Regions from separate parts of the Homo sapiens genome. Here region 2 is linked to region 1. A link is a loop called in an ENCODE intact Hi-C map of the cell type or tissue named here. Cell type or tissue: CD14-positive monocyte. All regions are shown on one strand. Each heading gives the region's core, and the rest is flanking DNA. Links, peaks and the distances in the headings are about the cores only. Region 1 overlaps RAD51D (RAD51 paralog D). Region 2 overlaps LIG3 (DNA ligase 3).

Region 1 (13,221 bases), core at 102-8,101:
CTATGGGTGCACACATTGGGTGCACACTACGGGTGCTAATTTTTGTATTTTTAGCAGAGACGGGGTTTTACCGTGTTGGCCAGGCTGGTCTCGAAATCCGGCCTCAAGTGATCTGGCCACTTTGGCCTCCCAAAATGCCAGGATTACAGGCATGAGCCACCAAGCCTAGCCTGTGCCATCTTTCTAACCATAATTTTCTGTCTTTACACAAGCAGGAGAATCCTCCTGGTTTCCCTGGACTTAAACTGTTTTTGATGCTTCTTTTCTCTTCTCCCTTACTTCTTATATCCTGATTCTGGTTCTTTTTCTTTTCTTCTTTCTTTTTCTTTTTTTTTTTTTTAAGACAGGGTCTTGCTATGCTGCCCAGGCTGGTCCTGAACTCCTGGGCTCAAGTGATCCTCCTGCCTTGGCCTTCCAAAGCATTGGGATTTTAGGCGTGAGCCACCGCTCCTAGTCTCAGATTCTTAACCCCTAGAAACTGTGAGATAAGAAATACTATGTCTTAAGCCACTAAGGTTTTGGTAACTTATTATGCAATAATAGAAGATATATCATCTAATGGTCCTACAGTAAAAAATACAGTCTTCTGATCTGGAATTGAGAGGTTTGGGCTATAAGGTTAGTTCTTGCCCTAAATATTTGGTCAACTTTGGTCAACTCACTTCACTTCTCCGGCCTTCACTCTTCTCATCTCTAAAAGTGAGGTAAGCACTACTCAGCTTCATGTCTCAACAAGCTGGTGGGTCATAACCAGCTATGACTTCTGAGGTAAGTATTTGTTCAACATTTTTTTTTAAAGACGGGGTCTAGCTCTGCTGACCAGGCTAAGGTACAGTGGTATGATCATAGCTCACTGCAACCTCCAACTGCTAGGCTCAAGCAATCCTCCCGTCTCAGCCTCTGGAGTCATTAGGATTACAGGTGTGGGCCACCACTCCCAGCTTGTTCAACTATTATATGTTCTAAAGTTTGTAAAAATCATTGACTTTATATATAGTCGTGGGGATGCCCGTGTGAACACGTCATGCTTTGGGGTGAGAGGAAAAGTTTGAGATAAACTATTCTATCTTTAAGGTATCCTCCACATCTAGTCATTTATAAATCAGTGCACCAAATCCTGTCTAAGCACCCAACATGAGTAGCAAAGTGCCAACCCAAATGCCATTCTAAATCCTTCCCATTAACATGACTCTGAATGTGTTCAGCGACTGGGCAGAAATCTGACTTCAGGGATGGTGGGCCCAGGTCTTAGTCCAAGATACACACATAACCCCATTTTGGCCAACTAGATGTAAGGGGAAGAGGGACGTCTATTAGTGGGCTCTGGAGAAAGATTCTTCATCCCTGATAAAAGGGAGGAGGTACAGAAAAGAACCATCTATCTTTTACTGCCTTGAATATGGATGTGGATGTGTGAAGACAAGATGCTTGGAGCTTTGGCAGCCTCTTTGCAACCATGAGGGGAAGAACAAGAAAATCAGACACACAAATCTATTGCCCTGATAGCATGGACCTGCCAACCTCCCAACTCATGTGACATAATTAAATGTCCTCAAGCTTCAAGTCTCTGTCAGACAACCTCTATTACTTGCAGCTAAAAGTATTCCTCACTCACCTAGTGGGGAATGCAGACATAAATATGACATGATCCTTCCACTCAGGGGGCTTTACTGTTCAGCAGGGAAGATGAACATGTAAACAATGAGGTATGTGATTTAGGTGCTCGGGAATTCCATCCTGGGAGTAGCAAGCATAGTTGGAGTCACCAGATTGCACATCTGCATTTCCAAACAGTCTGTAGTAGGACACCTGCCCACAGAGATAGCACCTAGAAAGCTGAATTAAGCAAGGAGGGGCAGAACAGCAGGCTCACCTGCTGGGCCACAGTGCCTCGGAGCTCCTGCAGCACATCCAGCATCTGGAAGATGTCAAATGCATGCACCACCTGGATCCTCCGGAGAGCTTCTGCCTGAAGCGGTGGAAAAGAAAAGCAAGGACTTTGGATAAGAGGGAGTAGGGGGGTCAAGGTAAGGCTGAGAAGGAAGAGGCACCTGGATGCAAGGACTCAGGTCCAGGGTGGCAAATGAGCTTTGTCTAATGGTCAGTTGTCACAGTGGTGGCTGCCTGGGTGCTGAGCTGTAAAGTACTCAGAACTCAGCAGGAAAGAGGGATATGACTGATTAGTGATGTCTCTCACAGGTGAGAAATGGACTGGAAACACAAAGCTTGGTGTTTGCCAGCCCTGGTTTAGGGCATGCAAAGAGTTGGGAGGGTTTCCTGGAAGAATCAGTGTGAGTAGCATCCCAAATGGGATGATGGCATCAACAGGGGTGGCTTAAGGAATACGAGATGTATTAATAGAACAGCAAGTTTGAAGGCAAGGAATGACTATTCAACCCAAATTCTTACAATGTTAAGGGATAATGGGGTTTTCCTGTGTCAGAATCTCAATGGAACCCAGCATCCTGCCCTTACCTGTTCCTCCTCATCCTGGGTTTTAGCCTGAAGCAGCTGGAGGAGGCGGGAAGCTGTCAGCCCTCCATTGGAATCTACATATAGGACGTTTTGCTGCAGGCCATGGGCCACATTTGCTGCCATACAGAGACATACCTGGGGGTGGGGGCATTGGATGAACTTGACACTTCAGAGAGGGTCCAGATGGGAGCTCCCCACCAAACCTTGCCCAGATTCCAGCAACACAAATGGGCTGAGTCCCGACCCCATTCCTTATTACCCATCTTCTCTCTGTTGGGCTCTGAACCCATTAGTACGCTGAAGCTCCCCCAGGGACCCTGGGCTATGCATCTACCACCCTCACCCCTAAATCCTCCTGACTGCTGGCCTCACATGTACCTGAGTTTTGCCGCTACCTGGGCCTCCTACAATTTCAGTCACTTCTCCAGTATAGAGACCAGCATCAAGCAGTTTATCAAGACTGATGGCAGAAGAGAAGAAAATCAACACAAGAGGTTAGGAGGAAGACAGGGGAAAAGGTACCAAGAAGAAAAGTAAGACATTTCTTTCAAGCACTGGTTCTGTCTTTGAACATCACTGGCCAGGAGGCTTCTCCTGGTGTTTTCTTCTGGTAAGGAGGGAATGCCCAAATGTGCCTTCTCTGGTCTCTCTTCATCCCTCCACTCTTAAAGATCAGCTCTCCAGAGAGGCCTCTGCCACCCCATCAGAAGGTTCTCCCTTCATTTTTCATCTCAGGCCCTGTGGGTTTCCTTTTTTTTTTTTTTTTTTTTTTTTTTTGAGACGGAGTCTCTCTTTGTTGTCCAGGCCGGAGTGCTGGAGTGCAGTGGCGTGATCTCTACTCACTGCAACCTCCACCTCCCAGGCTCAAGTGATTTTCCTGCCTCAGCCTCCCGAGTAGCTGGGACTACAGGTGCCCGCCACCATACCCGACTAGTTTTTTTAATTAGAGACGGGGTTTCACCATGTTGGCCAGCCTGGTCTCAAACTCCTGACCTCAAGCGATCCACCCACCTCGGCCTCCCAGAGTGCTGCAATTATAGGCGTGAGTCACCACGCCCAGCTGTTTGTGGGTTTCCTTGATAGCGTTTCCCAAAATTTGTCGCTTTTTTTAAACTTTGATGGTGGCACACGCCTGTAGTCCTAGCTACTCAGGAGGCTGAGGCAGGAGAATCGCTTGAACCCAGGAGGTGGAGGTTACAGTGAGCCGAGATCACGCCACTGCACTCCAGCCTGGTGACAGAGCAAGACTCTGTCTCAAAAAAACAAAACAAACAACAACAACAACAACAAGAAAAAACAACTTTGAGATAATTATAGATTCCCAGGAAGTTGCAAAAAGTCCATGAACCCTTCACCTGGTTTACCTTAATAATAACAACTGTACTACAAAATGTATTGTACTAGCCAGGGGCCTGTAGTCTCAGTTACTTGGGAGGCTAAGGTGGGAGGATCACTTGAGTCCAGGAGTTCAAGTCTAGCCCAGGCAACATAGCAAGACCCTTTTCTCTTTAAAAAAAAAAAAAAAAAAAAAAAAAAGGACTATAGTATATCACACAAGTAGCAAACTGATGTTGGTACTATCCACAGAGCTTATTCAGATTTCACCAGTGTTCCTAGCATTCAAGCACGTGTGTTGATGTGTCTAGTCCTATGCCATTTTATCACATATGTAGATTTACACGACTACTATAATCAAGATACAGAACATTTCCATCACTATAAGTCTTCCTCCTGCTACCCTTTTATAGCCACATTCCTCCCATTCACCCCTAATCCCGAATCCCTGGCAACCACTAATCTCTATTATGTTATTTCAAGAACAAAGTTATGTACATAGAATTATACACTGTGTAACCTTTGTGATTGGCTTTTTTTCTTTTCTTTTTTTTTTTTTTTTGAGACGGAGTCTCGCTCTGTCGCCCAGGCTGGAGTGCAGTGGTGCAATCTCAGCTCATTGCAACCTCCACCTCCCAGGTTCAAGCAGTTCTCCTGTCTCAGCCTCCCGAGTACCTGGGATTACAGGCGCCCACCACCACACCTGGATAATTTTTGTATTTTTAGTAGAGACGGGGTTTTGCCATTTTGGGCAGACTGGTCTGGAACTCCTGACCTCAAGTGATCCGCCCAACACAGCCTCCCAAAGTGCGGGGATTACAGACATGAGCCACCGTGCCTGGCCCTGCGATTGGCTTTTTTACTCAGCATCATTCCCTTGAGATCCATCCCAGTTATTGCATATATGGATAGTTCATTCCTTTTTACTGCTAAAAAGTATTCCATGGTATGGATGTACCACAGTTTATTTAACCATTCATCCATTGAAGGGCATTTGGTTGTTTCCACTTTGGGGCTACTATAAATAAAACTGCTATAAGCATTTTTTACAGGTTTTTGTATAAACCCAAGTTTTTACAACGTTGGGATAAATGCCCAAGAATACAATTGCTGGGTGGTATGGTAAATGCATTATTAATTTTATAAGAAACTACCAAACTATTTTCCAGAGTGGCTATGCCATTTTACATATCCGCTAACAATGTATATATGAGTAGTCCAGTGTCTCCACATCTTCATCAGCATTTGGTATTATCATTATTTTTTTATTTTAGTCTTTCTGATAGGTATGAAATAATAGCTCACTGTGTTTTTAATTTGCATTTCCCTAATAGTTAATAGTGTTGAACTTTTTTTTTTTTTGAAACGGAGTTTCACTCTTGTTGCCCAGGATGGAGTGCAATGGCGTGATCTCGGCTCACCACAACCTCCACCTCTCAGGTTCAAGCAATTCTCCTGCCTCAGCCTCCCGAGTAGCTAGGATTACAGGCATGCACCACCACGCCTGGCTAATTTTGTATTTTTAGTAGAGACGAGGTTTCTTCATGTTGGTCAGGCTGATCTCAAACTCCCGACCTCAGGTGATCAACCTGCCTTGGCCTCCCGAAGTGCTGGGATTACAGGCGTAAGCCACCACGCCTGGCTTTTTTTTTTTTTTTGAGATAGGGTCTCACGTCTCACTGTGTCACCCAGGCTAGAATTCAGTGGCATGGTCACAGCTCACTGCAATCTTGACCTCCCAGGCTGAGGTGATCCTCCCACATCAGCTCCCCCAAGTAGCTGGGACTACAGGCATGTGCCACCACACCCAGCTAATTTTTGTATTTTTTTGGTAGAGACAGGGTTTTTGCCACGTTGCCCAGGCCAGTTTTGAACTCCTGGGCTCAAGCAATCTGACCACCTCAGCCTCTCAAAGTGCTGGGATTACAGGTGTGAGCCAGCCCTTGCCCATTTTCTAATTGAATTGTTTGATTTTTTATTGTTGGGTTTTAAGAATTCTTTCTTCATTCTAGATACAAGTCCTTTGTTGAATACATGGCTTGTAACTATGTTTCCCATTCTGTACTTCTCTTTTCATTCTGTTTTGCACAGCAAAAGTTTTAAATTTTGATTAGGCCCCATTAATCAAAAATTTTTTCATGGATCATACTTTTGGCATCAAATCTAAGAACTCTTTGCCTAGATTTTCTCCTGTTTTGTTCTAAAAATTAGACAATTTGGTTTTACATTTAAGTCTATGATCCATTTTCAATTTTTGTATAAGGTATAAGGTTTAGGTTGATTATTGTATATTTTTAGCCTATGATGTCCAATAGCTCCAGCGCCCTTTGTTCAAAGGCTGTCTTTCCTCCAACACATTGTTTCTGTACCCTTGTCAAAAATCAATTGTGTGTAATCCCAGCATTTTGGGAGGCTGAGGCGGGAGCATTGCTTGAGCCCAGGAGTTTGAGGCCAGCCTGGGCAACATAATGAAACCCTGTCTCTATAAAAAAAATACAAACAGGCTGGGCGCGGTGGCTCACGCCAGTGATCCCAGCACTTTGGGAGGCCGAGGCGGGCGATCACCTGAGGTCAGGAGTTCAAGACCAGCCTGGCCAACATGGTGAAACCCCATCTCTATTAAAAATACAAGATTAGCTGGGCATGGTGGCATGCACCTGTAATCCCAGCTACCCGTGAGGTCGAGGCAGGTGAATCAAACCCGGGAGGCGGGGGTTGCAGTGAGCCGAGATCACGCCATTGCACTCCAGTCTGGGCAAAAAGAGAGAAACTCAGGCCAGGCGCGTTGACTCACACCTGTAATCCCAGCACTTTGGGAGTCCGAGGCGGGTGGATCACCTGAGGTCAGGAGTTCGAGACCAGCCTGACCAACATGGAGAAACCCCGTCTCTACTAAAAATACAAAAAAGTTAGCCAGGCCTGGTGGCATGTGCCTGTAGGAGAATCGCTTGAACCCGGGAGGCGGAGGTTGCGGTGAGCCGAGATCACGCCATTGCACTCCAGGTCAGGCAACAAGAGCGAAACTCCATCTCAAAAAAAAAAAAAAGAGAGAGAGAGAAACTCCGTCTAAAAAAAAAAAAATACAAATACAAATAACCAGGCATGGTGTCCCACACCTGTAGTCCCAGCTACTCGGGAGGCTTGGGGTGGAAGGATTGCCTGAGCCCAGGGAGGTCAAGGCTGCAGTGAGCTGTAATAGCAGCAGTACCCTCCATCCTGGGTGACAGAGCAAGACTCTGTCTCAAAAAAAAAAAAATTAGTTGTGTATACTTGTGGAGGTCTATTTCTGGGTTATCTATTCTGTTCCACTGATCTGTGTCCATCTGTCCCTTGGTCAATACCACACTAGGCTTAATTATGTAGCTATATAGCAAGTCTTAACCCTGGGTAGACTGATTCCTCCAGCTATCCTTTTTCCAAATTGTTTTAGCTAATCTAGGTAAAACTGGTCTTCCCGTAATTATTAGAATAAGCTTGTCTATGTCTATAGAAAAAAAAAACTTGCTGGGATTTTAATAGGAACTGCGTTAAATTACAGATCAACTTGGGGACAATTGAAATCTTCATTATGTTCAGTCTCCCAATCCATGAACAAAGTACATGTCATCCATTTATCCGAGTCATCTTTGATCTCTTTCATCAACAATTTAAAAATTTTCAGCATACAGATTCTACACATGCTTTGTTAGACTTATACCCAAGTATTTCATTTCTCTGAAACAACTATAAATGGCATTGTGTTTTTGTTTGTTTGTTTATTTGCTTGTTTTTTTGAGACGGAGTCTCGCTCTGTCGCCCAGGCTGGAGTGCAGTGGCGCAATCTTGGCTCACTGCAAGCTCTGCCTCCCAGGTTCACGTCATTCTCGTGCCTCAGCCTCCCCAGCAGCTGGGACTACAGGCACACACTGCCACGCCCAGCTAATTTTTGTATTTTCAGTAGAGATGGGGTTTCTCTGTGTTAGCCAGGATGGTCTCGATCTCCTGACCTTGTGATCTGCCCACCTCAGCCTCCCAAAGTGCTGGGATTACAGGCGTGAACCACCACGCCCAGCCATTTTGTTTGTTTTGTTTTTTTGAGACAGTTTCACTCTGTCACCCAGGTTGAAGTGCAGTGGCACAATATCCGCTCACTGTAACCTGCATCTCCCAGATTCAAGTGATTCTCCCGTCTCAGCCTCCCAAGTGGCTGGGATTACAACCACCCACCACCACGCCCAGCTAATTTTTGTATTTCTAGTAAAGACCAGGTTTCATCATATTGGCCAGGCTGGTCTCGAACTCCTGACCTCAGGTGATCCACTTGCCTCGACCTTCCAAAGTGCTGGGATTACAGGCATGAGCCACTGCGGCCGGCCAATAAATGGTAGTGTTTTTTATTTTAGTTTTGACATGTTCACTGTGAGTATAGAGAAATGCAGTTGATTTGTATGTGTTGGTCTTGTATCCTCACTAGTCCTAGGAGTTTGTAATTATTTGTTATTTGCTTGTTTTTGTTTGTCTTGCTCATCTAGCTGAGAGCACCATGGGGCAAGGACTGGGTCCGATCCCTGTCGCATCCCCAGCACTAGCACAGTGCCTGAAACACAGGAGGCACCCAATAATCATTCCAGAAAAATGAGTAACAGAAAGGTGCTATCACTTTTATTTCGCTTCTGTATCATCAACACTGGCTGTGAAAGACTTGGGATAAACCTCATGACATGCCAATTCCTAAACCAGGTTCTCTCCCTCAACCACATGAAACAGGTCACCACCTACCCTCCATGCCCTGCCCTATCTCTAGGCTGAAGTTTCTTCTATGCCACGGCCTGTACCAATGCCTGATCACATGCGTACCTTTCCTAGCCCTACAATCACCTTCCTAGGTTCCAGTCCTTGAGATGGTTCTTGATGACCTCCCATGACCTCTCTGTATATGCCGAACAGCACTTTAGTAAGCATCCCATCCATTTTTTTTTTCTTTTTGAGACGGAGTCTCGCTCTGTCACCAGGCTGGAGTGCAGTGGTGTGCTCTCGGCTCACTGCAACCTCCGCCTCTCGGGTTCAAACAATTCTCCTGCCTCAGCCTCCCGAGTAGCTGGGATTATAGGCACCCACCACCACGCCTGGCTAATTTTTGTATTTTTAGTAGAGATGGGGTTTCGCCATGTTGGCCAGGCTGGTCTCAAACTCCTGACCTCAGGTGACCCACTCGCCTTGGCCTCCCAAAGTGCTGGGATTATAGGCATGAGCCACCGTGCCTGGCCCCCAACCATTTTAATTCCAGGGACTCCCCATGATTATACCCACAGGTTCCTGCCAGTCAAAACACTCTGGTTACCACTCTAGCCCTGTGGCTTCTTGAGATAATTGTGCTCACCCCATCTCTGTTTAATAAGTATCCAGCCTCTACCACTCCTGATTCCATTCTTCCCATTGAGATCAGAGGAACCCCAGTGTGGTCCCCAGACCAGGTGCATCAGCAACCTTTAAGGACTAGCTAGAAATGCAAATTCACAGCTCCGCTCCCCAAGACCTACTGAATCAGAAACTCTGGGAATGCAGCCCACACTTGAAACTTGAGTTTCAACAAGGCCTCCAAGTGATTTTGAAGCCTGCTCAAGTTTCAGAACCATTAGACTAGAGTAGTTAGTCTCAATCCTGCCTGCACATTAAAATCAGGGGAGTTGGCTGGACGCAGTGGCTCTCGCCTGTAATCCTAGCACTTTGGGAGGCCGAGGCGGGTGGATCACGAGGTCAGGAGATCGAGACCATCCCGGCTAACACGGTGAAACTCCGTCTCTACTAAAAATACAAAAAATTAGCTGGGCGTGGTGGCGGGCGCCTGTAGTCCCAGCTACTTGGGAGGCTGAAGCAGGAGAATGGCATGAACCCGGGAGGTGGAGCTTGCAGTGAGCCGAGATCGCGCCACTGCACCCCAGCCTGGGCGACAGAGCAAGATTCCGTCTCAAAAAAATAAAATTAATTAATTAAATAAAATAAAATCAGGGGAGTTTTTTAAAAAATGCCTATGTCAGCAGTACCCAAAGTTGTCTGCACATTGGATTCACCTGGGAGCTTCAAAAAAATACTGATGCCTGGCCAGGCATGGTGGCTCATACCTGTCATCTCAACACTTTGGGAGACAGAGGTAGGATTGCTTGAGCCCAGGAATTTGAGACCAGCCTTGGCAACACAGCAAGACCCCTGTCTCTACAAAAAAAAAAAATTTTTTTTAATTAGCCAGGCATGGTGGTGAGCACCTGTAGTCCCAGCTACTTGGGAGGCTGAGGCAGGGAGACTGCCTGAGTCCAGGAGTTCAAGGCTGCAGTGAACTATGATTGTGCACCACTGCACTCCTGCCTGGGCAACAGAGCAAGACCCTGTCTCTAAAAAACAAATTAAAAAATTAAAAAATACTGATGCCTGTGTCCCACTCACAGTGAATGAGATTAATTGGTCTGGGGGAGACTTGGACTTCGTAATGTTTAAAAGAGTCCTCAGGTGACTCCAATGGGCACACAAGTTTGGGAACCACTGACCTAGACTAATTAAATTAGAATATATAGAGTTGGGACCAGAGCATGAATATCTCAAGTTTCCCAGATGATTCTAACGTGCAGCTGGGGTTGAAGCACTGGTGTTGACTCTAGTCAAGAATCAACCACATCCTTGGCTGTGGAGATCAGTCTGTATAAGGTATTCCCAAATCCACCTTCCAGCCAACTTCTCACCTGAGTTTCCATTCCGTGCCTCTCCGACTGCCCAGAGAACCTTCCTACCAATATGTCCCCATCACCTTTAACTCCGCATGTCAACAGGGAGAGACCCCTGTCTTGCCCCATGAAGCAGAAGTACACCTGGGTTTTACCACTGCCTAGAATACAGGTGATTTCTGGGACTTATCCTCTGCCTTTCCCTCTGAACTGCCTTTTAGCCATTCTTTCAGTCATCCATTCACACACCACTTCAATGCCTCATATTTCCTGACAGTCTTATTCTAAAATGAGGGGACTGTGGGATGAACAGACCTAGCTCTGGCCTATAAGGAATAATCAATCTCCCTCATCAACATAGCTTTTCCCAAAGTACGTTACATGCTATAACACCCTGTAAGGAATCATTGCACCTCAGCACTAAAGGTTCTGAGGCGGCCTACAACAGAGAAACCTGTTTAATTTGGATTAGTCAGGCATTTCTCAAACTTCTGACTACAGAACTCCCCTCCTCCCAAGTTTTAAAGTTACACCATTAACTGTCCACAGCACACGGTAAGAAAGGCTAGAGACTGGGCATGGTAGCTCACGCCTGTAATCCCAGCACTTTGGAAGGCCAAGGCGGGCGGATCACGAGGTCAGAAGATCGAGACCATCCTGGCCAACATGGCGAAAGTCCATCTCTACTAAAAATACAAAAAATTAGCTGGGCGTTGATGGCACGCACCTGTAGTCCCAGCTACTCGGGAGGCTGAGTCAGGAGAATCACTTGAACCCTGGAGGCGGAGGTTGCAGTGAGCCGAGATCACGCCACTGCACTCCAGCCTGGCAACAGAGTGAAACTCCGTCAAAAAAAAGAAAGAAAGAAGGAAAGAAGGAAAGGAAGGAAGGAAGGAAGGAAGGAAGGAAGGAAGGAAGGAAGAAAGAAAAGGAAGAAAGGAAAGAAAGAAAGAAAGAAAGAAAGAAAGAAAGAAAGAAAGAAAGAAAGAAAGAAAGGCTAGAAACCTGGTGAGTCAGCTTTGATTCTTCACAATACATTCCAAACTCCGACAAAAAAAAAAAAGAAAGAAAGAAAGAAAGGCTAGAAACCTGGTGAGTCAGCTTTGATTCTTCACAATACATTCCTCCTGGTAGTAGGTCTTGTCACAGTTCCTCTTCAACATGTCTCCCACTGTTCTAGACTGGACTCACATACCCCAGGCCAGCACTGCCAGGGCCCTGCTTGGCCTCTGCCACCCTTCCACCCTGCACACCTCTACCCCACTGTCTATAACCCTGCTTTCACAATGGCCTCCCGCCTCCAGGGAGACAGCCGGGCAGATGAGTTAAGAGCCGCGTTCTTAGACTTAGGAGTGTGACAAGCATGAACTCAAATAACTGGTCTGCCGTTTGCTAACTGCACAATCTTGAACAAGTCATTTAACCTGAGTCCCAATTTCTTCACCTATAGAATGATGATTTATTTTTATTTTATTTTATTTTATTTTATTTTTTTGAGATGGAGTCTTGCCCTGTTGCCCAGGCTGGAGTGCAGTGGTGCGATCTCCGCTCACTGCAAGCTCCGCTTCCCGGGTTCATGCTATTCTCCTGCCTCAGCCTTCCGAGTAGCTGGGACTACAGGCGCCCGCCACCACGCCCAGCTAATATTTTGTACTTTTAGTAGAGACGGGGTTTTACCGTGTTAGCCAGGACAGTCTCGATTTCCTGACCTCATGATCCGCCCACCTCAGCCTCCCAAAGTGCTGTGATCACAGGCGTGAGCCACTGCGCCCGGCCTAGAATGATGATTTAAACAGTAACATGCTCATTGGTGGTTGTGACGAATAAATGAAATAATGTACCGTGAAGTGCTGACCGCAGTGCCTCGTTCATCGAAAGCATTCAGCGAAAGTCCATCTGTTCCTCCATGCCCAAGTCCTGCCTTCTTCAGAGCATTCCTGACCCCACTCCACGATCTCCCTGCGGGGACCTGAGGCAGCTGCAGTCCTCCCAGGTTCCCACTTGAGTGCGCCCTCCATGTCTGTTGGATTTATAAACTCCCTAAGCCCAAGGCCAATCGGCTTCCTGTTCACCACTCCCTCCTTACCGTTGCCTCCCTCGGTGCTTACAGCTCTCTTGTATTCACTTGATTTTCCCCTACACCCAACTAGAGGCCTTAAGGGCAGGGGCCTTGCCTCATTCGTGTATGTATCATCTGCACATACCAAGCACCCAGCAGGCCCTTAGCCAGTGCTTGATGGATCACAGACTCAGACCCCCAACCAGGGAAAGCAAGCACCACACTGCATGAACCCTGCCAAGAGAATGTGTTAAGGAAACAGAAAGGGCCACACCAATCCAAAGACCTTTATGGTGGCAGTTATTCATCAATTTCTGAACAAACAGACCAGGAAAAAGGTCAAGACTCACTTGGCCAGCAAACGTCTGTCGTCTTTGCAACTCTTCCCCAACCCACCAAACAACGTGGCGGGACATAACTGCTCCTTTTTTTTGAGAGAGTCTCGCTCTGCCACCAAGGCTGGAGTGCAGTGGTGCGATCTTGGCCTACTGCAACCTCCACCTCCCACATTCAAGCAATTCTCCTGCTGCAGCCTCCCAAGTAGCTGGGACTACAGGCGCCCGCCACCACGCCCGACTAATTTTTGTATGTTTAGTAGAGACGGGGTTTCATCATTTTGGGCGGGCAAGCAGGCCAGGCAGGTCTCAAACTCCCGGC
Region 2 (17,064 bases), core at 31-8,030, 110 kb before region 1:
CTTTGACTATTGCATATGTTGCCTGCTAGTCTTCACCCAGAAGGGTAGGGCATGGAAATCCTTCCTAGGTAAGCCTCCTGTGTTTCAAAGCCACAGCAGCCCTCTGTTTGGGATGAGAAGCAACCTGCTTTCTAACCCTTTGTCCCTTATATTTCAAGTAAGGGTGTTTCCAGTGGACACTTAACTAGTGTGTGAAAAGGAACAACCCCCACTCACTCACCACCTTCTCCACTCTCACACCAACTTCAGCATCTCTCTTGTCCCTCAGAAAGCTTTGGACTTGGCTGACATGATAACCCGGGTGATCCAGGAGGGATTGGAGGGGCTGGTGCTGAAGGATGTGAAGGTAAAGTGGCCTCGCTTGGCTTCTCCTGTCGACTCACTCGCAGCCCTCTCCCCTGAGCCTTTCCAGCCCTGACCAGGAGATGGCGGTGGCAGCCTGCAGTGGTTGGGGTGGCTGCTGGGGAAGTGTGGGCAGATGTGTCCTGGATCTGGAGGACTGCTTTGTGTGTCTCCTATAGTGCCTGGAGCCTGAGGGCTCTTACCCTGAGGGAGGGGCACTGGGCTAGATCTGGTGTGTAGCAGTGAAGGGGTGAACCCATCCTCATGGAGTTGCCTTTCTATTCTGTGGTCTCTCTTTTGCTTCCCTTCAGGGTACATATGAGCCTGGGAAGCGGCACTGGCTGAAAGTGAAGAAAGACTATTTGAACGAGGGGGCCATGGCCGACACAGCTGACCTGGTGGTCCTTGGAGCCTTCTATGGGCAAGGGAGCAAAGGTCAGGGTGGCCTCTGCCCCCTGGGGTGGTACTGTTTTAGAAGGTACCGCTTGAGGTACAGGCTGGCCTTGTTACTGGCTTGATCTGCCAGCATGGCCAGTTATGACTTCCGAAGTCCTAGGATCTAGGGCCCCAAGCTGGCCTGAGTCACCTCAGGCAGAGCTGCTTACTCGGTTAGGGAGAAGTCAGAATAGAGTACCCTATGCTAGCCTAGCAGAAGGACGCTTACCACCAATTATTTCGTCAGGGCCTGACAGCTTTCTCCTCAGGCAAAATCTCTTTCCTGACTGGAAAGGAAGCTGGAGTCTGAGGAACTAATACTTTTAAGCAATCTATCATGTGTCCAACACAGTTCAATGCCCCAGAGCCCAACAGGTTGGGTGTGATTATCCCTCATTTACAGAAGAGGAAATTGGGGCTTATAAAGGTTAAAATTACACAGTTAGTAAGAGGTAGCTCCAAGAGGTAAACTCTGGCACTCTGACGGCCAGGACCCAAGGTCCTCTCCCTGGCCCTGGGCTCTTGGGACTGGCAGAGATGGCTCCTCCAACCCACACTCATCTCACACTCCCCTCCCAGGCGGCATGATGTCAATCTTCCTCATGGGCTGCTACGACCCTGGCAGCCAGAAGTGGTGCACAGTCACCAAGTGTGCAGGAGGCCATGATGATGCCACGCTTGCCCGCCTGCAGAATGAACTAGACATGGTGAAGATCAGCAAGGTGAGGAAGGGACCTGGTTGGCCATGGCCTCTGGACTGGCCGCCATCACTGAGACAGAGGCTGTGCTTTGGGGACTACAGGTATTTCTGTCTCCCCAGAAAGAAGGGTTGCAGCTTGCTCAGGGGAGCAGGATTAGGCCTTATAATCTCTGAATGCCTTCTTGTGGAAAATGGCTTGCATGCCTCTAGGTCATACCCACTCTGGGCTGGGAGGATCACATGGCTCAAACATCAGCTGTTTAAGTGGCTTCTTATAATCTCATTACCAAGAGAAGGGATTTAAGCCTTGTTCCAGGTTGGGAACAGCCCAAAGTAGCATCTTTTCTCCTCTAGGACCCCAGCAAAATACCCAGCTGGTTGAAGGTCAACAAGATCTACTATCCTGACTTCATCGTCCCAGACCCAAAGGTATCAACCCAGTGGCTTGGGGGCCTCCAGCTCATAGAATTAGCTTGCAGGTTCTCTAGTGCCATAGAGAATCCATCTCACCTCGCTGAAAGTCCACCCAGGGATAGGGGTCTGGATTTCCAGCTGAGTGATAGGCACAGGGACAACCAGACAACTCTGAGGAATTTTGAATAGAATTCTTTCTGCAATACAATTGCTTTAAAAAAAGAGAGAGAAGAAGAGAGTACCTATCCCCTCAGCACAAAGGGTGTGTTCTAGAAGTAATCTGGCCCAATCCCTTCTTGTACCGACCAAGAAAGAGATCTAGAGAACAAACAGGACTTCCCTAAGGTTATTCAGCAACAGCAGCAGCAGAACTAGGACCCAAGTTTCCCAGCTGTTAGCCAAAGCTTTTTTGGTTTTTGTTTTGTTTTGTTTTTGAGACGGAGTTTCACTCTTGTTGCCCAGGCTGGAGTGCAATAGCGGGATCTCAGCTCACCACAACCTCCGCCTCCCGGGTTCAAGTGATTCTCCTGCTTCAGCCTCCCAGGTAGCTGGGATTACAGGCATGTGCCACCGTGGCCAGCTAATTTTGTATTTTTAGTAGAGATGTGGTTTCTCCATGTTGGTCAGGCTGGTCTTGAACTCTTGACCTCAGGTGACCTGCCCGCCTCAGTCTCCCAGGGTGCTGGGATTACAGGCGTGAGCCACTGCACCCAGCCGCCTTTTTGGTTTTAATTGTTCTGTATTGCTTCTAGCTGGTTGGGAGATACTTTTTTTTTTTTTTTTTTTTTTTTTGAGACAGGGTCTCACTCTGTTGTCCAGGCTGGAGTGCAGTGGCATGATCTCATCTCACTGCAGCCTCCGCCTCCTGGGTTCAAGCAGTTCTCTCACCTCAGTCTCCCAAGTAGCTGGGATTACAGGGGTGCCACCACCCCCAGCTAATTTTTGCATTTTTAGTAGAGATAGGGTTTTACCATGTTGGCCAGGCTGGTCTCAAACTCCTGACCTCAGGTGATCCACCTGCCTTGGCCTCCCAAAGTGCTGGGATTACAGATGCAAGCCACCGCGCCTGGCCAATACTTGCTTCTCCCTTTTTTTGAGACAGTCTCGTTCTGGAGAGCAGTGGCATGATCTCAGCTCACTGCAACCTCTGCCTCCTGGGTTCAAGCGATTCTCATACCTCAGCCTTCTGAGTAGCTGGGACTACAGGCGTGCACCACCGTGCCTGGCTAATTTTTGTTATTTTTTGTAGAGACGGGGTTGCGTCATGTTGGCCAGGCTGGTCTCAAACTCCTGACCTCAAGTAATCTGCCCACCTCAGCCTTCCTAAGTGCTGGGATTACAGGCTTGAGCCACCACGCCCGGCCACTGATACTATCTTCTTAACCAGTGATGACCTGCTGGCTTACTCCTGACAGAAAGCTGCCGTGTGGGAGATCACAGGGGCTGAATTCTCCAAATCGGAGGCTCATACAGCTGACGGGATCTCCATCCGATTCCCTCGCTGCACCCGAATCCGAGATGATAAGGACTGGAAATCTGCCACTAACCTTCCCCAACTCAAGGTAGCAGCTCTTAGGCTGTATATGTATTCTCCACCCCACTGTCCAGGCCTTGGAGCCTTGGGCATCTAGACCATTCACATGTCCTCTGTCTTCTCCTTTCCCCCATTCTCCTGAGGCAGAGCAAGGAGGGCAATTAGAGAGGGAGACAAACTGCTGCTGGGCCAGGGGCACAGCACTAGACCTCCTTCTCCCTCCATCTCTGAGTAGAGAACCTTGCATTTGCAAGGCCCCACTGAGCAGCCTTTAGTCTGGGGAATAAGAGTTTGCTCCTGTTGCCCCAGCAAAGCCTGCTTTGCTGTACAGAGAACAATGATTTGTACCCTGATTACTCAGGCTATAGGGCCATACTTTGGAATGGTGCCAAGGGAGCCAACTCCTTTTCCTTGCTCTTTATCTTTCTCACATCTTTGTTCCCATATGCGCCTAAAATACACCACACACACCACCTCTGAGGCCAGACTGGGAAGGCAATGAAACCCTCTGACATTGTCCCTCCCCGCCTCAGGAACTGTACCAGTTGTCCAAGGAGAAGGCAGACTTCACTGTAGTGGCTGGAGATGAGGGGAGCTCCACTACAGGGGGTAGCAGTGAAGAGAATAAGGGTCCCTCAGGGTCTGCTGTGTCCCGCAAGGCCCCCAGCAAGCCCTCAGCCAGTACCAAGAAAGCAGAAGGGAAGCTGAGTAACTCCAACAGCAAAGATGGTAAGGATAGGGAGGGGGCTGGTATGGTGAAGAGGGCGGTGTGAGGGGCAGAGATCCAAGGGCAGGGACCCAGTCTCACATTCCAGCCCTGAGATCTCATGATTATCTGTGTCCACTGCAGTGGACACAGACTACATTCCTGGTGTGTGTCCAGCCATGGGCCAGAGACCCTTCTGCTGGGCACCCTGTATCTGCTCAGCAAACCTGAATGGAGCAGTACCCTGGGGACAGCCAGTCTGACCAGGGAATAAGCTACCTTTGAGTAAAGGGCTTAGCTGATAACTCTTCACTCCCCTCTCACCTATGCTCATAGCAGAGAAAGCCCCTGGTCCTTCCCATTACTGCCCCTGACTTCAGGGAGCATTATCAGCAATCCCTACCCTCTTAGTTCTTTTGTATCATATGTTTTTTAGAGACAGGGTCTCACTCTGTCATCCAGGCTGGAGTGCAGTGGCACGACCATAGCTCACTGCAGCCTCGAACTCCTGAGTTGAATTGATCCTCCCGAGTAGCTGGGACTATAGGTGTGCACCACCACACCCAGCTTCCTCTCTGTCCTGCAGGCAACATGCAGACTGCAAAGCCTTCCGCTATGAAGGTGGGGGAGAAGCTGGCCACAAAGTCTTCTCCAGTGAAAGTAGGGGAGAAGCGGAAAGCTGCTGATGAGACGCTGTGCCAAACAAAGGTGAGGGTAAAAACAGCAACACACCACGTGGGCCAGTTTAGCCCAGGTTGTGTTCCCAACCTTCTGTACAAGAAGTTTGAAAGAGGATGAGCAAAGGTGTTTGGGGAACATCGGCTAAACCTCTTCCCTGCCTGCAGCCACTCCTCTGTCGTGGGCAGGGTCAGCAATGCTGCTGCTCACCCTATGTCCTCTTGTTGCCTTGCAGAGGCGGCCAGCCAGTGAGCAGAGAGGAAGAACTGTGCCAGCAGGCAGGAGATAGAACAGCCCGGCCTAGCCAGGAGAGACTGCAGGGACTCACTCAGCTGCTGGCCCCAAGTCAAAATTTACATTAAAGGGAAAAGACCAGTCTGGGTGTGGGAATGCAGCATTGAGTTTGTGGTCAGGGTGGAAGCAGGTCCAGCAAGCAGCGAGTCGGGGAGAGGGCACTGGCTTGGTGACTCTCCTCCCACCTGAGGAGCCTTTTCCCTGTTACATTTTCTTGTCAGTCTTGGGTTTGGCAACATCTCCTGAGCAATTCTTTTTTTTTTTGAGATAAGTCTCGCTCTGTTGCCTAGGCTGGAGTGAAGTGGTGCAATCACAGCGCACTGCAACCTCCGCTCACTGCAACCTCCGCCTCCCAGGTTCAAGCGATTCTCCGGCTTCAGCCTCCCGAGTAGCTGGGAGTATAGGCATGTGCCACCATGCCCGGCTAATTTTTGTATTTTTAGTAGAGACGGGATTTCACCATGTTGGTCAGGCTGGTCCCAAAGTCCTGACCTCAAGTGATCCGCCTGCCTTGGTCTCCCAAAGTGCTGGGATTACAGGCCTGAGCCACCATACCCGGCCTCTTTTGAGCACTTTCTGATGCCAAGAACTAGGTTTAGTACTGGCTCAACTCTGGGGGAGCTGATGCCTCAAAGGACAGATAGAGAAGTAAACATATGATTGACACCCATGTCATTGCGCCCCCACGCTCCCCACCGCCATCCAGGAGTAAGCATAGAAGTCTCACAGCACAAGGCCTGAACTCGGTCCCCAACAGACCTGTAGAAACCTTTCCCCTCTCTCTTCCCAGCCTGAAGTCCTTGAACCCATTGAGAGTAGTAAGCAGGACTCCTGACCCCTCAGTCTAGCAGGTTGTACAGAGTAGACTGCTTGGTCTCAGGGGACATCACTGAGTCTGGGGGCACTGAGTCAGAGCCAGCTCCGCCTGCCCACCATGACTGGGTGGCTCTTATACACATGTACTCTTCCCATCTCCAGGTCCCAGATGTCGAGGCCTGTCCACTCTCCTTTTCCCCTAGGCAGGGATGGAGGGGCGTGTCAGTCCTGTATAATTTGGAGTGACTGGAGGGGTGGGGGTATTGATGCATGGTATTCCAGTAAACTTCTCTGCTTGTGTCCTAACTCTAGGCTCCCTCATTCTGTCCCGTGCTCATTTGGGTGAAGACCCATCTGTACCCAGTGTAGGTCTGACCCCACCCTGACCCCTCTGCATTTGCAGGTATTGCTGGACATCTTCACTGGGGTGCGGCTTTACTTGCCACCCTCCACACCAGACTTCAGCCGTCTCAGACGCTACTTTGTGGCATTCGACGGGGACCTGGTACAGGAATTTGATATGACTTCAGCCACGCACGTGCTGGGTAGCAGGGACAAGAACCCTGCGGCCCAGCAGGTCTCCCCAGAGTGGATTTGGGCATGTATCCGGAAACGGAGACTGGTAGCTCCCTGCTAGGTTTGCTGTCTTCCCTCTCCCTCAGGCCATACTCTCCTTTACCATACTACTGGACTGGACTCAGGCTGGAGGCAGATAGACACAGTATAGGGGGAATGGGCTTGCTTCTCCCAAACCCACCAGTTCTCCACTGTCTCTTCTGGACCAGGAATTAGTTGCTGTGGGTGCCACAGCTGAAGTCAGTTTGTCTTGCTGGTTTAAATAGATCTTTCAGAGCTGGGTGCTGGGTTTGCCATCTTTTTGTTTTCTTTGAAAAGCAGCTTAGTTACCCTTTTTATAAATAAAATATCTTGCAGTTATCTTTGTCCTTTCCCCACCTACACCCCCAATAATTTCCCTAGAGATTAAGGAGTAAAGGCTGGGCTATGGCAGCTCTGTCCACAAAGCCTTCTCTCCCATCCTTGCCTGTTCCTTTGTACTTCCAGGCTCATTTTAAAGTTGTATTTAAAGGACTGCCCTCGGAAATGCTTCTGTTTAGCGGAACTTGTATTCAGCCTGACACGCTTTGCCAGGAACAAACCTCATGTGAAAGAAAACAAAATGAATTTTTTTACTTTCTTCTCTGTGTTCTCCTATTACATGGTGAGGATCCCCAGTTTGAAGGGAGGGGACTAGGGTCAGGTAGGAAAATGGGGCCTTTATGAAGAAAGGGGAGGTTATTTGGGCCACTCCTCTGGAGGGATAGAGGGCTCCAGGAAGATCTGCATCCCCAAAACCTGGAAACAAGACTGTTCTTTAAGAATAAAAATCCACATGGGGCTTGAGGCCAAGAACAGCCCTTGTTGCCACCAACATGGAGACTTTGTACCATATCCCATTCTTAGTGCTCGAGTGTTCCAACCTGAAGTTGAAGAAGCCACCCTGGCTGCACATGCCATCAGCCATGACTGTGTATGCTCTGGTGGTGGTGTCTTACTTCCTCATGACTGGAGGAATAATTATATGATATTGTTGAACCCCCAAGTATTGGCTGATGAACGTGGGCATCAGAGGCCAGTAGCTTTCTTGGCCTACAAAGTAAATGGACAGTATATTATGGAAGGATTTGCATCCAGCTTCCTGTTTACAATGGGAGGTTTAGGTTTCATAATGCTGGACCAGTCGAATGCACCAAATATCCCAAAACTCAATCGATTTTTTTTCTTCTATTCATTGGATTCGTCTGTGTCCTACTGAGTTTTTTCATGGCTGGAGTATTCATGTGAATGAAACTGCCGGGCTATCTGATGGGTTAGAGCGCCTTTAAGAAGAAATCAGTGGATACTGGATTTGCTCCTGTCAATGAAGTTCTAAAGGCTGTACCAATCCTCCAATATGAAATGTGGGAAAGAATGAAGAGCAGCAGTAAAAGAAATACCTAGCGAAAAAAACAGGAAGCATATTGAAGCTCGGACTAGAATTTCTTCTTGGTATCAGAGAGACAAGTTTATCACAGTATTTTTTTTTTTCCTGCTGACCTATTGATAATACCAACAATGTTGAGTGGCATTTTCTTCTTAGTTTTTAATTTCTTAAAGAAAATATACTCCATATCTGCAGGGAAAAAAATAAAAATCCACACCTGAGAACAGATCCATACAACCTGCTTACAAAGAACAGCTCCTGTGCTACCTGAGGCTGATTTATTTGAAGAACAAAAGGAAGAGAGACAATTTAGTGTAGACAAGTGCTATTCAATAGAACTTTTTGCAGCAGTGGAAATATCCATAAATCTGCAGTATCCAACCAAACTAGCCACAGACAGCTGCTGAGCAATTGAAATGAAGCTGGCACAACTAAGGAACTGAAGTTCTTATTTTAATTCAACTTCAAATGGTCACATGTCACTAGTGACTACCACACTGGACAGTGCAGGTGTAGACGGAGTTCAGATCAGACTCCTGAAACTTAATGGCTCTAACCTTAGGCAAGTTACGTTAACATCTAAGCCTCAATCCCTCCAAGTAGAATGGGTGCACCTAAATCATAGGGTTGTCCTGTTGTCCTGAGCAACATTATGTAAAGCACTTAGCCCAGAGCCTAGCACATAGTTATCTAGAGTTGGGAACGTCACTCCTGGTGTGCATGTCCAGACCCTACCCGGGAGAAGGGCCTAACCTATGACTTTAGAACCCTCAGTTGCAGGTGTGCATGTTCCAGCCAACACTCCACTCTGAGTGCAGGCTCATCAGGACACCATATGGTTGTAAACTGGCTGCCATGTCCCAATCCTTCCAGCTCTTGAGGGTCAGTTCTCACCTTATGAACAAATTAACAGGCTCTGGACCTATAAGATCAAGGACCACTGCGCCCCCTGGCCACCCCACCGCCCCCCCCCAACTTTGATCTGATTGACTTTGGCTTCCACCTACTGTTTAAAATGTGTATGTTGGGGGAGTAGGGACAGCACGGGGGAGGGGTTTACTTTCCTGACTCTAGCCCAGGACATTTGGTGTTTTTGAATAGGCACCATTCAGCCTTGCTTCAGTATTAGGAATAAGATACTTTTTATTCCATCCTCTATGGAGACAAAAAGCTGCTCCTCCTTTGAGTACTGACCTACATAGATTTCCATTTCTCTCTTCAGCCTCAGGCCAAACAAACAACCGGACAGGGCAGCAGAACAAGGCTGTCTCCTCAGGATCCTGCCAAAGGCACTGTCCTCTCCAACCTGGACCCAGCCCCACTTGCCCTTATTGGTTGCTTACACCCAGAGTGCACACTCACAGGAAAGGGCCTCTGCTGGCTGCAGGTGATCATCTTGTCCCTTCTCTGCCTTAGTGTGTGTTATTGCCATTTCAATGTCAGTGGTTTTTTATGTATTTTCTTCCAGTCTTTGCTGCTGAGATCTGACTGTATATACTATTTTGTATCCTTTCATGTATTTCTTTCATGTATTTCAATGCAGCCCTCAACATCATCATCATAAATCTCTCCAGCAGAATGCTGGAGGCCTCCCTCTTCTGAACCTCTACATGCTGCTGGCTGGCATCAAGCAGAGGTCATCACTGGGTGCTGAACAGGTCAGCTCCCTAGGGCAATGTGAGCAAAGTGTTGTGGCTCATCCTCGATCCTTTATGCCCTTTTGGCAAGATTCCTTTCTCTTCTCAGTCACAGCAGATGGACACATAATCTTGTTCTCCCAGGGGCTGCATTCTCAGTAGTCTTTTCCCTGCTCCTTGGGCGCCTGGTCAGGGAGGTTTGTACAAGCCTGCGCACACACAGCAGTCTGTCACGAGGCTGGGCCAACCTTTTTTTTTTTTTTAAACAGACTCTTGCTCTGTCATTCAGGCTGGAGTGCAGTGGTGCAATCTCAGCTCACTGCAACCTCTGCTTCCCGGGTTCACAAGCAATTCTCATGCCTCAGCCTCCCAAGTGGCTAAGACTTAACAAACAGGCACACACCATCACTCGCAGCTAAGTTTTTGTATTTTTAGTAGAGACCACGTTTCGCCATGTTGTCCAGACTGGTCTCAAACTCCTGGCCTCGAGTCATCCACGCACCTCAGCCTCCCAAAGTGCTGGGATTACAGGCGTGAGCCATGGCGCCCAGCCTGGGCCAACCTTTTCTGAGCCATAGTCCAGCTGTACTACAGCTGTATCCAAAAGGTACCATGTATCTCCCAGGGTAACCTGAAGACCTAACTGGGCATACTAACTGTCCTCAGATTTCAGTTCTTTAAGGCCCATCTCTTCTAGATCAGTGTAAATATCTGAACTCACTTGGTGCTTCAACCCAATTGGTCTTGGGATTCATCCTTTACCTACCCAGCTCTCATTCTCTTCTAGGTTGTTCCATGGCCTCTTCCATATATTACATTTGTGGTCTTGAGCAAGTTAGTTAGTTACAACAACACTGAGCATCTTGACCAAGGTCACTTGGCCCAACCACAGGCTAATCCCAGGCCATGTGCACATCCCAGGATTAGCTTGTGGTTTATCAGTTGTCAATTTTTTTTTTTTTTTAATACAGGGTCTCACTCTGTCACCCTGGCTGGAGTGCGGTGGCGATCAGAGCTCACTGCAGCTTCAATCTCCTGGCTCAAGTGATCCTCCCACCTCAGCCTTCCAAGTAGTTGGGACTACCCACATGCACCACCATGCACGGCTAATTTTTTGGTTTTTTTGGGTTTTTTGTTTGTGTTTTTTTTTGTTTTGTTTTTTGAGACAGAGTCTCGCTCTTTCGCCCAGGCCGGACTGCAGTGGCGCAATCTTGGCTCACTGCAAGCTCCGCCTCCCGGGTTCACACCATTCTCCTGCCTCAGCCTCCCGAGTAGCTGGGACTACAGGCACCCGCCACCACGCCTGGCTAATTTTTTGTATTTTTAGTAGAGACGGGGTTTCACCGTGTTAGCCAGGGTGGTCTCGATCTCCTGACCTCGTGATCTGCCCGCCTCAGCCTCCCAAAGTGCTGGGATTACAGGCGTGAGCCACCGCACCCGGCCCTTGTTTGTTTTTTTAAGTAGAGACAAGGTCTCACTACATTGCCCAGGTTGGTCTCAAACTCCTGAGCTCAAGCAGTCTTCCCACCTTGGCCTCCTAAAGTGTGGAAATTATAGCATGAACCACTGTCAGGCTCTTTTGTCAGTCCTATCAACCTCTAACATCCTCGCACCAGACAGGACAGGTGTCTGTATTGAAACTTTATTACAAAATTATAAAGCAGAGCTCTGTAACAAAATAATACACATTTGGGTTTGCTTTAACCTCCAAGTAAGTCTGAGAAAATCTTAATAAAAGCCACTTGAAGTAACAATTCACATCCAAGAGATTTCCACAAATTTATACAATGTATATTGAGCACTAGTTCCTGTACAGCTTATTCTTATTAGTTTGGATCCAACTATTCCAATGTATTATGAACCAGTCAGCTATCTGTCTTTTGAAACAAGTCTTAACTGAAATCTCAGAGTAATCAGCAAAAGCTACGGAATAATTCTAAGAATTAGATGTTTCCATATCATTAAAACCAAGGATCCATGAGGGGCAGAAGGGAGGATTCAAAGATTTAAAAAAAATCAAATTTTAGACCTTGGTTAAATATTAACTGGAATGGGATCTTGGAACTCCCAACTTTAATTTGGTGTAATAAAAATGATGCAAAAAAAAAAAAAATCAGGGTTGTTTGACACCTTTTTTCCTAAAGGGAAACCTTCACCAAAAGGGGATAAAAGATTTAAAGGCAAAATGAGTAAACAACCTCAGTTTTAATTCTTACTGAGGTTACTAACCAGCTATCAGTATATTATTTTCGATTTGTGTCTAGGAGGGAAACTGAAGAGGAGGTAAGGCTTCAGCAGAGAAAGCAGGTTGTAAGTAGAGAGCCAGCTTCTGCCCTTAAGTTACTGCTAGATCTTAGCTGAATTGCACATACATAGACCTGTTTTACAGAGGAACTGAGTAGCTGAATGAATGATCCTTTGCTAATTGGTAGGCATTGTAAACTATAGTATTTACTGCCCATGACAAAAGTGGAAAGGGATGTCTTCATGAGCAAATCTGATTCCCCCAACTCCTGCAAAGGCTGTGGTTCAGAATCAAATCATCCAGGACTTTGTATAACATTGAGGTAAGTGGCCCAGTGTTCAGTTGACTAGTTTATGCAGTTATTTCATTCCTCCAAAGGGGTTTAGTGGTTGGTGATGGAAGAAAGCATAAATATGTCTGTACCAATGTAATAAGTCCCTTTAGAGGTTTCCCTCTGCCATCCAGAGTCATGATTGGTTCTAGTCTCAGATTTTTCAGCTGCATGGGAGGGGTAAGGGGTGGGAGGTGTCTGCCAAGGCGTTTAGGGTTTGCATAGTTCATCCATTGGTAATGGGAAAACACTCTGCTTTCCTGATCATGTGTTTTGTGCTTGGCCACGCTTCTGCAGCAAACTCTTAAGTCCTCCAGCTCCTCTAGGGGTGTAAAGACTGTGAGGGCTCAAATACATCACCTACTCATTGCATGGTCCTTCCTAAAGAGCCTAGAAAATGGTTTCTCCTGCTGGGTGTGGTGGCTCACGCCTGTAATCCCAGCACTTTGGGAAGCTGAGGCGGGCGGATCATAAGGTCAAGAGTTCAAGACCAGCCTGGTGAACATGGTAAAACCCCGTCTCTACTAAAAATACAAAAATTAGCCTGGTGTGGTGGTGGGCGCCTATAATCCCAGCTACTCTGGAGGCTAAGGCAGGAGAATAGCTTGAACCTGGGAGGTGGAGGTTGCAGTAAGCCAAGACTGTACCACTGCACTCCAGCCTGGGCAACAGAGTGAGACTCAAAAAAAAAAAAAAAATGCTTTCTCCCTGACCTGCCCCCAAAAATCAGTGGGCTAGGAAAGGGAATGAAAGTAGGGTCTCCTCACTCCCCACCAACCTGGGAAATAAAGACTTGAACTGTCGGCTTACAACAGAATCCAGTCTCATTCAGTACCTCCTGAAAGCTCTTAAGTGCTCTGTCTTAACATTTGCTCTCCAGGAACTTCAACAGCAGTCTGGCCAGAGAAGAGCACAGGCTCTTTGCCTAAATCTATTTCTTCAATGAAACCAAATTTAAAACTACCATGGATAAGGGAGGGATTTCATTTTCAGCGAAAAGTGGCTTAAGACTTCTAGTTGGGAAAAGGATCAGAAGCCAAGCCAAAATTAAGGAGAAGGCCACTGCCTCCACCCATTGCTTCCCCTTTCCGCATAAACTAAGGATGGTGCAAATCAGGTCCCAAGAGAAGCAGCAGCAGGGATTATGCACGCACTATCCCTTGCAGACAGAAACAAATTTCCCAGCAGTTTGGGAGCCTGATGTTTTGTTGGCTCCCAGAGTCAGGTCAGGAGACCAACAGCTTCCAATCCCAGCATTTAATGAAGTGGCTTTTAACAACTTTGAAATTTTTCTATAGCATTTGTATTTCATTTCTCACCAAAGATAAGTTTACTGGTCTAAAATCTGTCCTAAGGACCACTATCGGTCTGGTAAACTAACATTTTTGGTCCAAAGAAACAAATGGATTTAGGCAATGTAGCAAGAGACTTTAGCAAAGATAGTTAAAGCACAGAAAGCCGGAGAGACCAGAAATTTAAATCCGAATGTGCTGGGGAGGAGGACTTCTGATTGATGAAACACATGGGCAAGCATCTCCCATATGGGGTGGGGATGGGTTGGGTACAGGAGGAGGGGTGAAACTGTCTAGGTTCAGGGAGGAAGACAGGACCCAAGTTCTGGAAAGTTCTCTGTTCATCAGTTACCATCATCACTCCAAGATCACTGAACCAAGAACATACCCATGTGATTTATACAAGTTCCCACTGGCCTTGGGCTTTGCCAGCCAAGAGGTACACCCCTGGGAAGACAGGCATGCTCAGGGGTGACATGGCATCTTGCTTGACCTGGTTTTGGGAACCCTGCAATATTTCTACTAGCTTGCTCCTCTGCAAGCTGGCCAACCCTGAGCCCAGACACCCCAGGCTATTTCCCTGTAAGGCACTGAAGAAACCGATGCAAGCTCTCAGGACCGGAAGACATGCACAGCTCGGATTACATACTGCCGGCAGATGGGACATTCATTCATGCGCTTGCCACACTTGGTACAGGTTACCATGTGGCCACACTCCAGAAGAACACAGTCAATGGGTGAGTCCATGCAGATCTTACACAGGTTCTCCTCCAAGCCTGATGGTACTGCTCCCCCTGTACAAACACACAGGGCAGAAAAAAAGGGGCAGAGGAGTGAGGAGAATGTCTTAAGTGTATAGGGGTGACTGGGGGAGGGAGGTGGGAGATAACAGGTACATTGTAAACAAAGTCTCAGTGCACATGCTTCCCTCAAATAGAGCTCCTCCGAGGAAACATTTCCTCAATAACCAACTCTGGTTACTTGTTTAATCCACACTTCATCCCCTCCAACAGGTAAAGATTTGAAAAGTACACAGCACTTGTGGATCAGACACATCCCAGAACATGAGAACTAAGGCAAAGTTCTCAAAGCTTAAAAGAAATAATTTTCAGACTGTTGGGGCTGTAATATAGTGAGTGTGTGAGTGGCACGTAGGGACTCATTATCCCCTGAGGCAGAACAGGCTAAAAAGATAAAACTGGTTCAGAAAAGTTTAGATAGAAATGGAACTGTGATGAATGGTTCATTAAGGATCACAAGGCTTTATCTATAAACATATCCTCCATTTAATAAAGTCAGGGATCATGGGGGACCCCTCTGCTATCTCACAAACTACTCCCAGGTTTCCTGAGGAAACTTCCTGGTGGAGAAACTTGGCAGAGATTACTGCTCCCTCTTTCTACCCCCACAAAACTTTTTTATACCCCCATGACTGCTTATCACATTGGATTAAAATTTTGAGTTTGCCTACTTACTCCCAGAGTAGACTATGAGCTCTTTAATTCAACATATTCAATCAATTTTTACAATTATATGCTTAGCATTTATTCCATGCTCCAAGGTTAGATATTCATCTTTGAAGCCCCCAATGCCAGTTATATGGTAGGTACTCTAAATGTCTGATGAATGAACATCTTCCCAAGGGAATGACAACATCCCACATTTACTGAATGCTTACCGTGTGCCAGGCAGGGTCCTGAAAGCTTTGCATGTGTTAACTCACTGAAGCCTCACAAAAACTATAAAGTAGGACCTCTTGTTATTTTCATTTTATAGATGAGGCCAACTGGGGCAAAAAAGTTAAGTGGCTTGCCCAAGGGCACAAAGCTGCTAAGTCGAGGAGCCAGGATTCAAACCCAGGCAGGCTGGCCCCACAGCTCCTGCTCTAGAATGGCCTTCTGCCTAACTGCCCTAAGAGTAGAAACTATCCAGACAGTATCAACTGCTGAGTGCACAGGGTTCTCAATAAATGCTAACTGGCTTGTGTCACTAGCAGAATATAGTGGGCATGACCAGTATCCTAGTAGAGCTGACCCAAACAGAAAAAATAATGTTCAAAAGCCCAGCCATCTCCAATATGTCTTAAATTGTAGCCTGAAGTAGGTACCCATAAAAAGGAACTGATCTCACAGAAGTCACCTCTACCATCTGGGGGTTGGCCAACCCATAGAGGAATTCTCCCTTATTGCATCTATACTTTCTCTTTTCTGGACTATTAAAAAGTCAAGAAATACTTCCCCCTAGGAGGTAGGCTGGGTGTGAAAGGGAGTGAAACCCATTTGCCTCTTTTGAGGTGCTGTTGGTCCTAACAGAGGTTTGGAGACTATACAAATACCTAAGATGAATGGGAATAATTTATAATTTTCAGTTACTCATTCTCTCAGAAGTAACAACAAACACATTAACTCAGTTGTCAGCATTCTCCCAGGGAATCAGAAAAAGAAAGGAAGCACCAAGTAGATCAGCCTGATCTTGGTACCGGTGATGCTGGGGGGTTGGAGGGTGGAGGTGGGTCTAGAACTCCAAATGGTTTTGGGGAATTGAGAAAAGCTCAACTGTTTTTTATGTCTGATTAGAAGTAATCAGACATAAAATTGCCCATTCTGAGCAAAAGGCCATTTTACTAAATAAATTTGGGAAATCTTCTGAAATAAGTTTTAAAATGCTGCAGGCTAGTCCAACACTACTCTTAGAACGTTCTCTCTTGGAAGGGAGTTCACAACCATATACCCTTGAGGCTTTTGAAAACACATAGCATATTTTAGAATGTCCCCACAGATGGTCAGGAGTTCTGCAGTGTGTTCTGGGAGTACCTGAGGGCCCAGTGGTGGTCTTTAAGTGAGTGGCAGCTGAGCTGAGATATATAGCTTGTGCCCAGAGAGTAGCACATGTGTTAGCTCCAGAGTAGCTCTAACCATTACCAGCCCTGTACAAACAGGGCTGTCTCAGGTCACCACCCTTTCTTTTTGGTTAGTACCAGAAGCTGCTAAACACCCTGATTCCCCAGAAGGTGTACACAGAGACCCTCCCTACCCAGACCAGAACTGAAAACACCAAGATTTTAAAAAATGAGCTGAGTGTGATACATGCCACCCCTCCTCTGTTTCAGTGTTTTACAAATGTTGGCTTATGAGCTCAGGTAGCCCAGGGACATGCACATCAGTCAGTCCGCCCCTACGTATGCTCCACTCTGCTTCCTGCACAGCGAGCAGAGAGAATTTCTAAAGATGGTGAGAGGCCCCCTGGGTCTCAGTGAGTTTCCCACACACCCTCTCTCTGGGGGCTCAAATGCTCAGAATTCTTAGATTACTAAAGGGATTGGGGTTGAAGGAGGGGAAGGACAAAAGGGCCTAAGCCCATTCCCAAACAGAAACAACTACATACCGTTTTGGTCTTCGGCACCACTGACTGAAAAGGAAAGAGAAGGATGTCTGAATAGGTAAGGCATGATGGTACAAATACAGTCTCTTACTGCCCTGACATCATTTCTGAACTCTTACCACTCCCTGCTGGGAACCAGGCTTGCCAAGAGCCTAGATGGACATCTGCCCTCTACTCGCTCTACATGCTCAGAACTCACACAAAGCTCCTACTCGTGCATCTGGTCTACTTTTATTTTTTATTTTTTTGAGATGGAGCCTCACTCTCTTGCCCAGGCT

What was found. Peaks named below come from ENCODE experiments on the same cell type or tissue, not always from the same donor. Only the 100,000 strongest peaks of a DNase experiment are listed, where the experiment ranks them.
Region 2: a loop joins it to region 1, with 3 times the contacts of the local background. A loop is called at or near these places in 72 of 110 quality-filtered maps.

Annotation. Positions count from the first base shown.
Region 1 is chr17:35,104,513-35,117,733 of GRCh38, forward strand. It overlaps RAD51D (RAD51 paralog D), which reads right to left. Exons shown (of 10, transcript NM_002878.4): 4 at 2,854-2,935; 5 at 2,476-2,610; 6 at 1,874-1,969. RAD51L3-RFFL (RAD51L3-RFFL readthrough) reads right to left here. Exons shown (of 7, transcript NR_037714.1): 2 at 1,874-1,969. Among named protein-coding and RNA genes, the nearest start is that of RAD51D, 8.7 kb to the right of the region's middle. In CD14-positive monocyte, for the core only: no CTCF peak of the experiment used is centred there; a DNase peak (open chromatin) is centred at 3,529.
Region 2 is chr17:34,997,951-35,015,014 of GRCh38, forward strand. LIG3 (DNA ligase 3) reads left to right here. Exons shown (of 20, transcript NM_013975.4): 13 at 269-346; 14 at 654-777; 15 at 1,357-1,499; 16 at 1,832-1,906; 17 at 3,307-3,453; 18 at 3,959-4,154; 19 at 4,718-4,839; 20 at 6,323-11,793. The coding sequence ends at 6,556. It overlaps RFFL (ring finger and FYVE like domain containing E3 ubiquitin protein ligase), which reads right to left. Exons shown (of 7, transcript NM_001017368.2): 6 at 16,790-16,813; 7 at 8,040-14,199. The coding sequence ends at 14,018. RAD51L3-RFFL (RAD51L3-RFFL readthrough) reads right to left here. Exons shown (of 7, transcript NR_037714.1): 7 at 11,162-14,199. It also overlaps the pseudogene OSTCP7. Among named protein-coding and RNA genes, the nearest start is that of LIG3, 26 kb to the left of the region's middle. In CD14-positive monocyte, for the core only: CTCF peaks have their summits at 421 (motif pointing right) and 621; a DNase peak (open chromatin) is centred at 441; H3K27ac peaks cover 1,242 bases.